Linked DNA regions of Homo sapiens: region 2 is linked to region 1. Evidence: chromatin contacts called from ENCODE Hi-C data. All regions are on one chromosome and are shown on one strand. The core of a region is the stretch at or near the end of the contact, and the rest is flanking DNA. Distances in the headings are between cores, read along the strand shown. Region 1 holds the start of RPL21 (ribosomal protein L21). Region 2 holds the start of SLC7A1 (solute carrier family 7 member 1).

Region 1 (6,063 bases), core at 43-2,542:
ACACAATTTGGTTTCTAAGTTTACCAACAATCCTTTAAGAATGGCTCCCAAAGTACCATTTTTATAAAAATTGTATAGCAAGAAGACATGTTTCACCTAACTCACCAAAGTCAAACCATTGTTACAATGGATGAACCCTTTAAATGCCAGGTACTCTGTTCCAATCCCCAAAGCCTTTAGATGTGTATAAAGTTCCAAAAACTTGTGCTAAGTTAGTACACAAAGGGTGATACTGTGTAGATTCAAGTCACTTTGTGGAATCACCAAGTGGCATAATCAGTTAACTCATTCCTGATTCCAGAGCCCATAATCCTCCACTAGATCCATCTTTCTGAGTTTGGAATCCATTTTAAGCATGGACCCCATACACTTAAAACTGAAGGCACTTTTCAAAACGATGCTTTACAGTTTGTAAGAGTATTAAAATCATGGCAACTAGGATCCACCATAAAGAGCAACCTGCAGTTTGCTCGACTCTGTTGACGTCCACAAACTAGACAAAATGATGAACTATGGCTAAATGTTTCCCTTCACTCAAAGCATGCTGCCCTAGAATTCGCAAAACAGTATCTCCTCTTGGTGCAAATATTGGTGTTGCAACCTCAAAACACTTTCCCTTCGTCCGATCACCATGTGGGGTCAAAATTTTAAAAACAGTCGGAAATCGTCTTATGCATTAACTAAGGGCAGTGAGGGTTCATCACCCAGGACGACTCCGGGACCCACTCTCCGACCGAGAGCCCGGGTTTTCACACCTGTAGGCTTCACAGAAGATTAAAGCCGACGCCTGACTTTAAACCCATTCCTACTACCCCTTAAGTCCTCACCCAACATCATCGCAAGATTTGGAATAAAAAAGCCACACTGAAAGGAGTTAGAAAGGCATCAGGCCACGCGGCCCCCACACAGCCTATGTGAGAGGGGCCACCCACAGTACCGGAGATGCAGCCACGGGAACATAAAACGAAGTCTTTTAAAGATTAACTCGAGTCGCCTCACCCCAAGCGACTCAGTCTCGTCTTTCTCGCAAATGTCCCCCCGCAGGGCCGCAACATCGCAGTCCGGTTCTCAGCCCACGGCCCAGACCCGACCCGGCGCACGCTGCTCCCCGTCTGGCAGAACATGGTTTAACCCGCCCATGCCAATGGACCTCAAACAGGTTAGAGAGTCTCCCCACGGTCCCAATGAACGACCTCTGAGGCCACAAGGTCGCGGTTCAAGTCTGTCGAACACCTAGCGCCCGGGAGCCACGCGTAGGCCCTACCTGGAAGATGGCGGTTCCGGCCGAAAGGAAAGAGGCGGGGCCGCGGCGCGCGCCTTACAAGGGCCTGTGGGCTGCCCACGGCGCTGCCTGAGGGAAACGCCAACCGTAAGCGACTTCTTTCTAGGGAAGAAGATCGTCTCTGAGAACACAGAAAGTCTGTGAGGATATTTTCCCCTCTTGCGAAAGAAAGGCAACCGGCCAACACAAGCTGACACTTGCATCGTGTCAGACAGCCCGGAAAGGGGCCTTCAAGGGCGATCAAGAGGACGCCGTCGTCCCGAGCGTGCTTACGCCATCCTTTGCGTCACCGCCTTCGCCGGAAGCTGCCTTGTATCCGCGTCTCCGCAGGGAAAACTGCGGCTGGCGGTGCGGGAAGTGCTATTAGTAGTTGTTTATTTGTTTGTTTGCAGAAATAATTGCTTGGGTACGAAGGTCAAACGAGAATGAAGCAAGTATATTATCTAGTTTGTATGTCTTTAAATAGTTTCTCCTCCACACGTCTAAACATACGCACCTGCTAGTAGGTGCGCAAATGTTAAAACCTCTTTGGGAAAGCAATGTGGCAAAATCTAGTAAAAGTTTTCAATTACTAAACCCCAGCACTCTGCTCCTACCTATATGTCTTGTAGAAACTTTGGTAAGTGAACAAGGATGTACGTAACAGCGCTGTGGGTAGAAGCAAAAAATTAGAAACGTCCATCAATAACAGAATAAATACCTTATGGGATGTTAGGATGTAGTATTATACGCCAATAAAAGAAGACTGAACTCAGAAATGTGATGAGGCAAAAAGAGAAAGATGTAGAAAAATAAATAGTATGACAATTCATATACATTCAACTCTAAAACTTGTAAAACAATGCTATATATTGCTTAGTTATGCATACATATGTAGTTAAAGAAGTCAAGAAATACAAGAGAATGAAAATCAAGTTGAGAAAAGCAGTCATATCTGGTAAGGAGGGGACAATAAAGGGAGGCTTTAACTGTATTGACCATTATTAAACCGGGTGTTAAATATATGGGTGGCCATTGTTTTATTCACTACACCTTTAAAAATAGATATTATTTTCTTAATGTAGTTTATTTAAATTGAGATAATGCCATATACCCAGCATCCAGTTTCCCCTATTATTAACATCTCATGCTAATATGGTACATTTGTTGCAATTAATGAACCAATATTTTACACTGTTATTAACTAAGGTTCACATTTTATTCAGATTTCCTTCGGTTTTACCTAATACCCTTTTTCTGTTCCAGGATTCCATCCAGAATACCACATTACATTTAGTTATGATGTCTCCTTATATGCCTCTTGTGGCTGTGGCAGTTTCTCAAACTTTCCTTACTTTTGGTGACCTTGAGAGTTTTGAGGAGTACTGGTCATGTATTTTGTAGGATGTCCTAATCATGGAATTTGTCTCATGTTTTTCTCATGATTGTATGTATTTTTAGGATGCATTTTTAAAAAGTCAGCTAAGTTAACAAAATCCCTTATCAGACTGAATATAAATAATATCGTCCAGTCGCTTTTGAAATTTGCATGTCTTCGACTCACTCTCCTGATGCACCTGAAAGTTGTAATTTCTAAGAACTGCGTCAGCACCATTTTTTAAATGTGTACATTCTGTGACCATCGTCATCAGCACTTAACATCATTTGCTGAAGAACTTGAGGAGGAATAGGATTTGGTATTGATTCCTTCAATACGTTGACTCCTCCAGACTTTCACTGTAACCATTAGCCCTTGGCTTCTAGATTGTCTTTAACTTAATTTTCTGTAGTTCATTATTACAGTCACTCTGTTAGCACTCACTTCCTCAGGTCACTTTTCCTTTCCCATTACTTTCTTTCTTTCTTTGAGAGGGAATTTTGTTCTTGTTGCCCAGGCTGGAGTGCAGTGGCGCGACATCGACTCACCACAACCTCTGCCTCCCGGGTTCAAGCGATTCTCTTGCCTCAGGCTCACGAGGAGTAGCTGGGATTACAGGCGCCCGCCACCACACCTGGCTGATTTTTTTGTTTTTAGTAGCGACGAGGTTTCACCATGTTGGCCAGGCTGGTCTCCAACTCCTGACCTCAGGTGATCCACCCGCCTCCACCTCCCAAAGTGCTGGGATTATAGGCGTGAGCCACCGCGCCTGGCCCCCATCACTTTCTTAGCACATACCGAACCTTGGATAAATGCAACCGTGACAGTACCTCCACAGCTGAGCACCGTTGAAGAAAATCTTGTAATCTGGTGTGATGACAAATCAGAAACTAGTCATCCATGCACTATATTTTTTTGCACTTGGAAATATTTTTTTGAGCCCATAGAGTGTTTTAAAAATTAACATATCAAAAAAAAAAGATTTCTGGCTTCCCTTGAGAAATCAGGAGATCTGGCAGCATAGAGCTGATAGTCTTGATGGCCACTCCACTGGCTTCCCCTTTAGATGGGGCATTCATTCTTGAGTTCCTTCATCACTCAGCCTGCTTCAGTCATTTACCTGCCTGGCTCCTGTTGGCATTTGTGTTTTTAGCCTCTCCCATAAATTCACGACCAACCCTTAACAAATGGGTACTGTACTGTTTAGCATCCCCACTACAGTTCCCCAGTTAATTTGCTTACCTGCTGTCAAAAAAAAAATTAAGCTTTTACATAATTAAAGTTAGTTTTATTCAGAAGTCTCACTGAGGACTGTAGACCAAGGTTTATACCCTGAGGGCAGTTCTTTCACAGGGCTCCAAAGTGGTCCCTCAGCCCATTGCTTCTATGTAGGTTGTGGGGGTTCTGTATGTGTGAAATCTCATTAAAGTTTGGGTGTAAGAGTACATCAGTTTATAGATTACTAAAGTAATTTGGTTATAGATTGTAGAAGCATAATCACTAACCCTGTCAGACATCTTCATGTAGGAAAAGGCAAGGTCAAGTTCATTTACTGTTTCAGGAACGTTGTAACTCAGGCGAGTGACACGGGGGGCCGTGTGCTCTATCCTGTTTTAAGATTCTTCCTGAGGAGCTGCATTTCATCACAGTCAGGGGTTCAAGCAGAAATAAGCAAACCTGGCTTAACATTTTCTATTTTGTCTCACATTATTCTATTTAAAGATTATTTCATGTCATTTCTTTGATTATCAAACCTTCCTTTCTCCCACCTTTCTTTCAGCTGATGACTGCCTCTTTTTTTGAGACTCTCTTAGTCCCCAGGCTGGAGTGCAGTGGCATGATCTCGGCTCACTGCAACCTCCACCTCCTGGGTTCAAGCAATTCTCATGCCTCAGCCTCCCAAGTAGCTGGGATTATAGGCGTGTGCCACCACACCCGGCTAATTTTATTATTTTTGGTAGAAACAGGGTTTCGCCATGTTGGCCAGGCTGGTCTTGGACTCCTGACCTCAAGTGATCCACCTGTCTCAGCCTCTCAAAGTGCTGGGATTACAGGTGTGAGCCACCACGCCCAGCCAACTGCCTCATTTTTATCAGTGTACAAACATGCTCCCAGCCAACTCCATCATTTTTATCCATGTACAAACAGGCTCTGGTGTTCCCCACTAAAACCCGCAACTCTCTTCTTTCTGATTCTGCTTGATCTCATATTCCTTTATAACTACTGCCCCATATGTTCATTTTTCTTCTGTCAAATGTAAAAAAAAAGGAGTCATGAAATTTTTGGTTTTGTACATCAAAAATTGTGAAAGTTCAGCAGTGTCATACAGTTTAATACATAAACACTATTATCTCTTCCTCATCTTTCATTCAGCTTCAGTTTCATTTGACTTCTGTTCTAGTCATGTCATTAAAGCTGCTCTTGTCAGGGCATCAACTGCTTATATGTTGCCAAAGCCAAAAGACATTCCCTGTTCTTTCCTTTCTTGATCTCCGCAAAGCACTGGACTCTGTTGGCCAGCTCTTCCTCCATGAAACACTACCCTTCCTCACCACTCCACAGTCTGATTTGCTGATTTTCCCTCCTCTCCCTGTCCTATAAAGACTACATTTCCCTGGGTCTTGGAGCTAGGCCCCTGCTCTTCTCTTTCTGTACTGCCTTCCTGGTTAATTCCATTTACTCCTATAATTTTAAATTTCATCTCTGTGTTGCTTACTACCAGATTGATTTATGTGATTCCAGCCTTTCCTCAAGATTGCTATTCAACTTGATATCTATTCTTGGATACTCTTTAGCATCTCAACATGTCCAAATCTTTTATTTTTCTTTTCTTTTTTTTTAACTGCTCCTTGTGGAGCAGGGCTATCCCATAGGCAGCGTGCCTAGAGTAGCCAAAATTAATTGTATGTGGGTACTCTACTGTTTAACATCCCCACTACAGTTCCCCAGTTAATTTGCTTACCTTCTGTCAACTTAAAAAAAAAATCAAGCTTTTACATAATTAGTTTTATTTAGAAGTCTCACTGAGGACTATAGACCAACGTTTATACCCTTGGTATAACCTTATGGGATGTGTTGTAAGTTTTTATGGGATGTTTTTAAGTTTTAGATATACTTTTTTTTTTTTTCTTTTGGAGACAGGGTCTTGCTCTCTTGCCCAGGCTGGAGTGCAGGAACATGATCATGGCTCACTGCAGCCTCAACCTCCTGGGCTCAAGCCATCCTCCTGCCTCAGCCACTGATGTAGCTGGCATCACAGGCATGCACCACCACACCTGGCTAATTTGTAAAAATTCTTTTGTAGATATGGAGTCTCCTTTTGTTGCCCAGGCTGGCCTTGAACTCCTGAGCTCAGGCAATCCTCCCACATTGGCATCCCAAAGAGCTGGGATTGCAGGCGTGAACCCCTATGCCTAGCTCATAA
Region 2 (5,978 bases), core at 2,357-4,856, 2.3 Mb before region 1:
TCGATGTTTGTGCCCTCCAGACCTCATGTTGAAATTTGATCCCCAATGTTGAAGGTGGAACCTAATGGGAGGTATTTGGTTCACGGGTGTGGATCCTTCATGAAATGTCCTTCCTGGGGGTAGGTGGGACGGGGAGATGAATTTTCACTCTATTAGATGACTCTGGAGCTGGTTATTTAAAGGAACCGGGCCCTTCTCTCCTCTCCCTCTTGCTTATACTCTTGTCATGTGATCTCTGCACACACGCACACTCCCTTTCATCTTTTGCCATGAGTGGAAGCAGCCTGAAGCCCTCTCCACATGCAGATGTCCAATCTTGAACTTTCCAGCCATTAGAATTGTGAGCCAAATAAACCATTTTTTCTTTATAAATTACCCAGACTCGAGTATTCCATTATAGCAATACAAAACAAACTAAGTCTATTTCTGAGCTCTATATTCTGTTCATCTTTATACACATTTTTCATCCTTACCATGAAGTTCGTATGTATCCAGCAGGTAGTAAAATTCTTATTTCGAAAATGAGGAAACTGAGGCACAGAGTGAGCAGGGCCCCTCTCCCCAGGCCAGCAGCTGGTTAGAATTGAAACCCACATCTGCCTGGCTTTGATTCTGTGCACTTTCCTTGCCCCCAAGGTGCCTAATGGTGCTAGAAAGAGACTTAGTATGTCAACCTTAACCTTAGATGTTGCTCTCTAGGGCCTAAATTGTAGCATCTCCCTTTCTTAATGGTTGCTGGAATCTTGGGCAGCTGCTCTTTGATTGTAATCAAGGCTGCCTGTCACTCACGGTTTCTCTGAACCTGTAATGTGAGTCTTGACCTGCCTAAAAACTGGCTTTGCTTAAAACATGTAGCCCTCTTTATCAGCATCCTCTAATGTTTTGCTGAGATCTTGTGCGTAACTATTTTTTCCCTGGTTCATACTGAATCCTTTTTGCTGAGAAGTCACTTGCTCATGGGGCTTGTCTTATTGTCTTTTTGAAGACAGGACCTTGCTGAGTGGGATTGCTAAACGGAGCACAGTGCTAAAAATCTCCTGGGTTAAATGTCACCATACTCCCATCAGGGCCTGGAGCACTTGCTCTCAGAATTTACAAACATTAACTCATGTTGGCGCTCTGTGTTGCCCAAGGAGAGCATCTCTACAATTTATGAAATTCTATTTTACTGCCAGAAGTCAGCAAAGAGAAAAAGAAAGAAAGAGAGGCAGAAAGAGAAAATTCCACAGTCATATTTCAAACACCAAGGGATAGATTTTTTTCTTAAGAATATAAGATTTACAAGCTCCAAACAGGAGTGAAATAGTTTGCAGAAGCTCTCACAGCAAATGAACTGGTAGAGTTCAGATTCAAATCCTGATCTGGTGCCAAGGGCAAAGCAGGTGGTCTTTAATCCTACCAGGCTTCTCTCTGTGAGAAGGGGACATGCTTACTGTGGCCTCAGCAGACAGAGTAGGCTGCGTGGGATCTGGGAGATCTTCTGTGAATGGAAGGCATCATTTCACCACTGTGCAATTGAACTAAGATACATTGTTTTATTTATTTTTTATTGATTTTTATTATTATTTTTTTGAGACGGAGTCTCGCTCTGTCACCAGGCTGGGGCGCAGTGGTGCGATCTTGGCTCACTGCAACCGCCGCCTCCTGGGTTCAAGTGATTCTCCTGCCTCAGCCTCCCGAGTAGTTGGGACTACAGGCGTGCGCTACCACGCCCAGATCATTTTTGTATTTTCAGTAGAGACGGGGTTTCACCATGTTGGCCAGGATGGTGTCAATCTGCTGACCTCATGATCTGCCTGCCTTGCCCTCCCAAAGTGCTGGATTACAGGCGTGAGCCACCGTGACAGGCCAGATTTGTTGCTTTAAAACAAAGCATATATGGTGGCTTACTATGATGTCAAGCACTGTTCAAAGCACATTACAAAGCTGGGCAGGATGGTGCTCGCCTATATTTCCAGCTACTGGGGAAGCTAAAGTGAGGCGATCGCTTGAGCCTAGGAGTTCAAGGCTGCAGTGAGCTATGATGTTGCCACTGCACTCCAACTTGGTGACAGAGTGAGACCCACTCTCTAAAACAAAGACAAAAACACATTTTACAACTGCTAAGCCATCTGCATGTGTTCATTAAAACTTTTTCTGGGGACTTTTTCTGGCTCATCCCTGTAGTCCCGATGCTAGGGGAGGTTGAGGCAAAATGATCGCTAGACAGCTGGTATTTGAGGCCAGCCTATGCAACATATCAAAAACCCGTGTCTATATGTAGAAAAAATATTAACTAGGCGTGATGACACAAGCCTGTAGTTCCATCTGCTTGGGAGGCTGAGGCAGGAGGATGGCTTGAGCCTGGGAATTTGAAGTTCCAGTGAGCTATGATTGTACCGCTGCATTCCAGCCTGGGTGACAGAGTGAGACCCCTGTCTCTAAAAAACAAACAAATGACAACAGCAACAACAACAGAACACTTTTTCTGAAGCTAGCACCATGCAGTTATGTACTTTATAAATTGCTAGTCTAATTCCAAGGGAATAGTTCAGCAGCTGATATTTGAGAAGGACCTGTAGAAAGGATTCAAAGACCACGGACACCGTCCACTGTTTTTCTGTTTTCCTATAAGATAGAAGAAGGATGGCATTATTAATTTATGCCCTGTTTACCTATCCCAAGTCCCAGATCACTGGATCTTTAAAGATTATGATTCTCGCTTGGCTTTTGGTACAAAAGGAGACAAGGAGGGAGCTTAAAAGGTGAGCACGGTGTGATTCAGGACTGAAGCTTCTGCCACTTCCTGGGGGGTAACTGCAAAAGTGAGCCGTTCTGACTAGCCGTTTGTGCATTTGCCACTGCCAAGGGGGCACAGGTAGATTCAAGCTTTGGGGCTCTTCTGACAACTGGCAAGGATAAGGTATTAGCAAGGGCAAAGGAATAGTAATAAAATAATCCAATAACAAAGACATGAAGATTTATAATAATTTTTAGGCCGGTGCAGTGTTTCAGGACTGTAATCCTAGGGCGCTTTGGGAGGCCCAGGCGGGAGGATCGCTTGAGGCCAGGATTTCGAGGTTAAGGTGAACTGCGCTCCAGCCTGGGCAATAGAGTAACACCCTGTCTCTAAAATGAAAAGAAAACAGTTTAAACCTTTTAAGTGCATACCAAATCTTTTATTTTGGAGAAGGAAAACTGGTCTCGAGTTCCGTGTGAGCTCCCTGGGGCCCGCCGGGAGGGGGTTGGCACGGCCGGACCTGCAGCACTAGTTCTGGCCAGGGCGCTGTGGGATCTGCAGGGGACCACAGGATGCTGTGGCGCGGTGCGCTCAGATTGGCGGAGAAACGGCCACACGCCTACGGAGCTACTGAGAAGGCGAGCGGAGGCGCAGCCCGCCCGCCCGCCGCGGGAACCCCAGGTTGGGGCGCTGGGCGCGCGAAGACTCAGCCGCCCCGCCCACCAAGGGCGCGTCGGTCCCCGGCCGCAGCCTCTGGGCTGGCAGCCGCCGCCGCGCCGCGCTCCCATTGGTGCCCGGCGGTGACGCGGCCGAGCGGGCCGGGGCTGCCTGGTCCGGGGGCGGGCGTGGGGCGCGGGGCGCGGAGCGCGAGGGGCGGGGGCCGGGCGCACTGCTGATGAAACCTGGCGCCGGAACCCGCCAGCCCTCGGCGCCCATTCAGTCCGCGCAGGCAGGTGTGAGCAGCGGGTCAACTACCTGGCAGGCGCGCACGCGGCCGCGGGCTCCCGCTAACCGCAGCCTCCACTCCTCTCCCCGCGCGCCGCGCCCCCGCCCCGCCCCGCCCCGCCCGGTCTCGCCGGCCGAGCGTCCGTTGGTCCTTGAGCGCGTCCGACAGTCTGTCTGTTCGCGATCCTGCCGGAGCCCCGCCGCCGCCGGCTTGGTGAGTGCCCGGCCCCGCCAACGCAGGGGGCAGCTCCTTGGGCCCGGGTCATCACGGAGGGGGCCCTGGCGCCGCGTGGGGCCGCGGCAGGGCGGCGCGGGAGTGGCGAGGGCCCCCGCGCCGGGAACGCTGCCATCCTCTGGGAAGGGCCAGGACCAGGGCCGGGCGGGCCCCGGAGTGGGCGAGCGGGGCTGGTGCCCATGCGACTGTCGCCTCCACGGAGTCCATTTTGGCTCCCTGAAACCGCGGCGTGGTGCATGATGCAACACCGAGTGAGTAAGCGTGGGCGATCTGGCGATGCCCGCTCCGCGCGCCTGTCCGGGGACCCGCGCGCCGCTACGCACGGGGTGGTCGGGGTGCGTAGGCGGGCGGCGGGCACGGGGGCCAGACTGGGAGGCACACGGAGCCCGCCGGCGGCGAGGAGACCTTCCCTTACATGGCGCGGTGCAGAGCACCCCGCCCCGCCACGAGGTCCGGGGATGTGTCATCAGCCGTGGGTGGGGACTCTGCCCGGCCGCCCGGAGGGTGGTCCCGCGGCAGGTGGCCGGCCCAGGGACTCTGCTGCCATCCCCGCCCGGTGGCCGCCCTGACCTAGGGCGCCTGGCTCTCCGCTTGTCCCTAGAACCCGGGACGCGCCGCCTGCACCTCTCGTCTGGGTCCCCAAGATTGCTTTGAGGAAGTCTCCCCTAGGTGGGCTTCCTTGTGACCCAGTGTGGCCTGGAAAGGCCGGGTTCCTCAAGCCCTCCACATGGTTTGGAATGAGAGGAAGTTCTTCCGCCTTTAGCAAGACACCGTATTCTCAGGGTGTTCCTTTCTGCGTAGTAGAAAACTTCCCAGGCATGGGCAGGTCAGAGTCATTCTAAAACCTGCGCGTACACAGAGCGGCAGCTGCACTGTAGTACTACAACAGCCTGCTGGTTCAGCTCCTGACCCTTTCCAGGGGATGGGGGAACCAGACAGCAGTTGTGTTTGACTTGTGTGACTAGGATAGTCAGACATGTGCCTTCAGGAAAAAAATAAATAAATAACCTACATTTCCCAATACTCACGTCATCACCGCCATGCCCTCATGTGTTGGGTTTTAGTCCAGACATAGTTACCAGATGGTTGAGATTTCAATCCCAGGTGTATCTCCCTAAAGAATGTGCCTTTTATCTTACTTACATTCGACTAGTAGAATTGTGTATGTCGGCCTCTGGCCGAATGCCCTAATTGTATTTAATTCGAATTATAATTTATCTGGGATTTTTCCTAACATTTCTTGCCCTTTATGTTTGGTTCAGATAATAGGAAACCATGATACATTTATTCCTCTGGTATTTTTAGTTGATCTCAGTGGAAATTACCATGATTTTTATATGAACACACCCTCCTGTTATTAAAACAAAAGGTCTTATTTAAGTCACACGAACAGAATAGAAACTTAGGGGAAAGGTCAACAATAGATTAAAATGGTTTTAAAAATAGGTTTAGCATATTACGATCATGTTTAATTATTATAAAGGTAAAATTCAAAGGATGTCAAAGGAGTTTTGAGTAAAGAGGAAAGGGCTTAGTAAGTAGATCAGAAATGTACTCCCTTGTCTGGGTCTGGATCCTAGAGCCACGTGCTCCTGTACATATGATTACTTGCTTTAGGTGAAAAAAAAAAAGAAAGGCTTGAAAGACAAGACTGTTGACTTCAGGGAGTTACAATTTTCTATTTGGTAGAAGAACTCATTCTTTGATGGAATTAAATACGTGTTGATTGATTATTCTGGTCTGTAGTTTATTTTAACCAAAGTCCATACAAATAGATAATTATGTTGGAGGGCTCAGAATTATGTCCAATTAAATTAATCCTTTCTCATTATCAACCATGTATTTGGAGGGATTGCTATTAATCCTAGGGACAAATTTGAAATGTGAATAAGTGCATCCTTGTTATGGAGAAAAATATTGTTTCCCTCTAACCTTGGAGATACTTGAGTCTCGGAGTTATCTCTTCCAGAGGCATCTTCAGAGATGCCTATCACTCCACCTGCCTCTTGGTCCTCACTCCAAGCAAGACCTTCCGATAGGATGTGGTGTTTTTCTGTATAGTTGGCCCCTGCAGACCTG

What was found. Hi-C counts contacts between places; a loop is a spot of excess contacts on that map. Pooled maps may share reads with other maps.
Region 2: a loop to region 1 is called in a map of B cell, with 20 times the contacts of the local background. The contact joins the promoter of SLC7A1 here to the promoter of RPL21 in region 1. A Hi-C loop is called at or near these places in 1 of 168 maps with a recorded cell type or tissue (B cell), 1 of 37 single-sample maps with no recorded cell type and 6 of 50 pooled maps.

What each region holds. Positions count from the first base shown.
Region 1 is chr13:27,246,787-27,252,849 of GRCh38, reverse strand. It overlaps RPL21 (ribosomal protein L21), which reads right to left and starts at 1,292. Exons shown (of 6, transcript NM_000982.4): 1 at 1,265-1,292. RefSeq lists enhancers at 799-1,384, 1,038-1,577, 1,385-1,970, 789-1,988.
Region 2 is chr13:29,593,316-29,599,293 of GRCh38, reverse strand. It overlaps SLC7A1 (solute carrier family 7 member 1), which reads left to right and starts at 3,606. Exons shown (of 13, transcript NM_003045.5): 1 at 3,606-3,878. RefSeq lists silencers at 3,240-4,479, 4,648-4,942 and enhancers at 4,590-4,719, 5,809-5,978.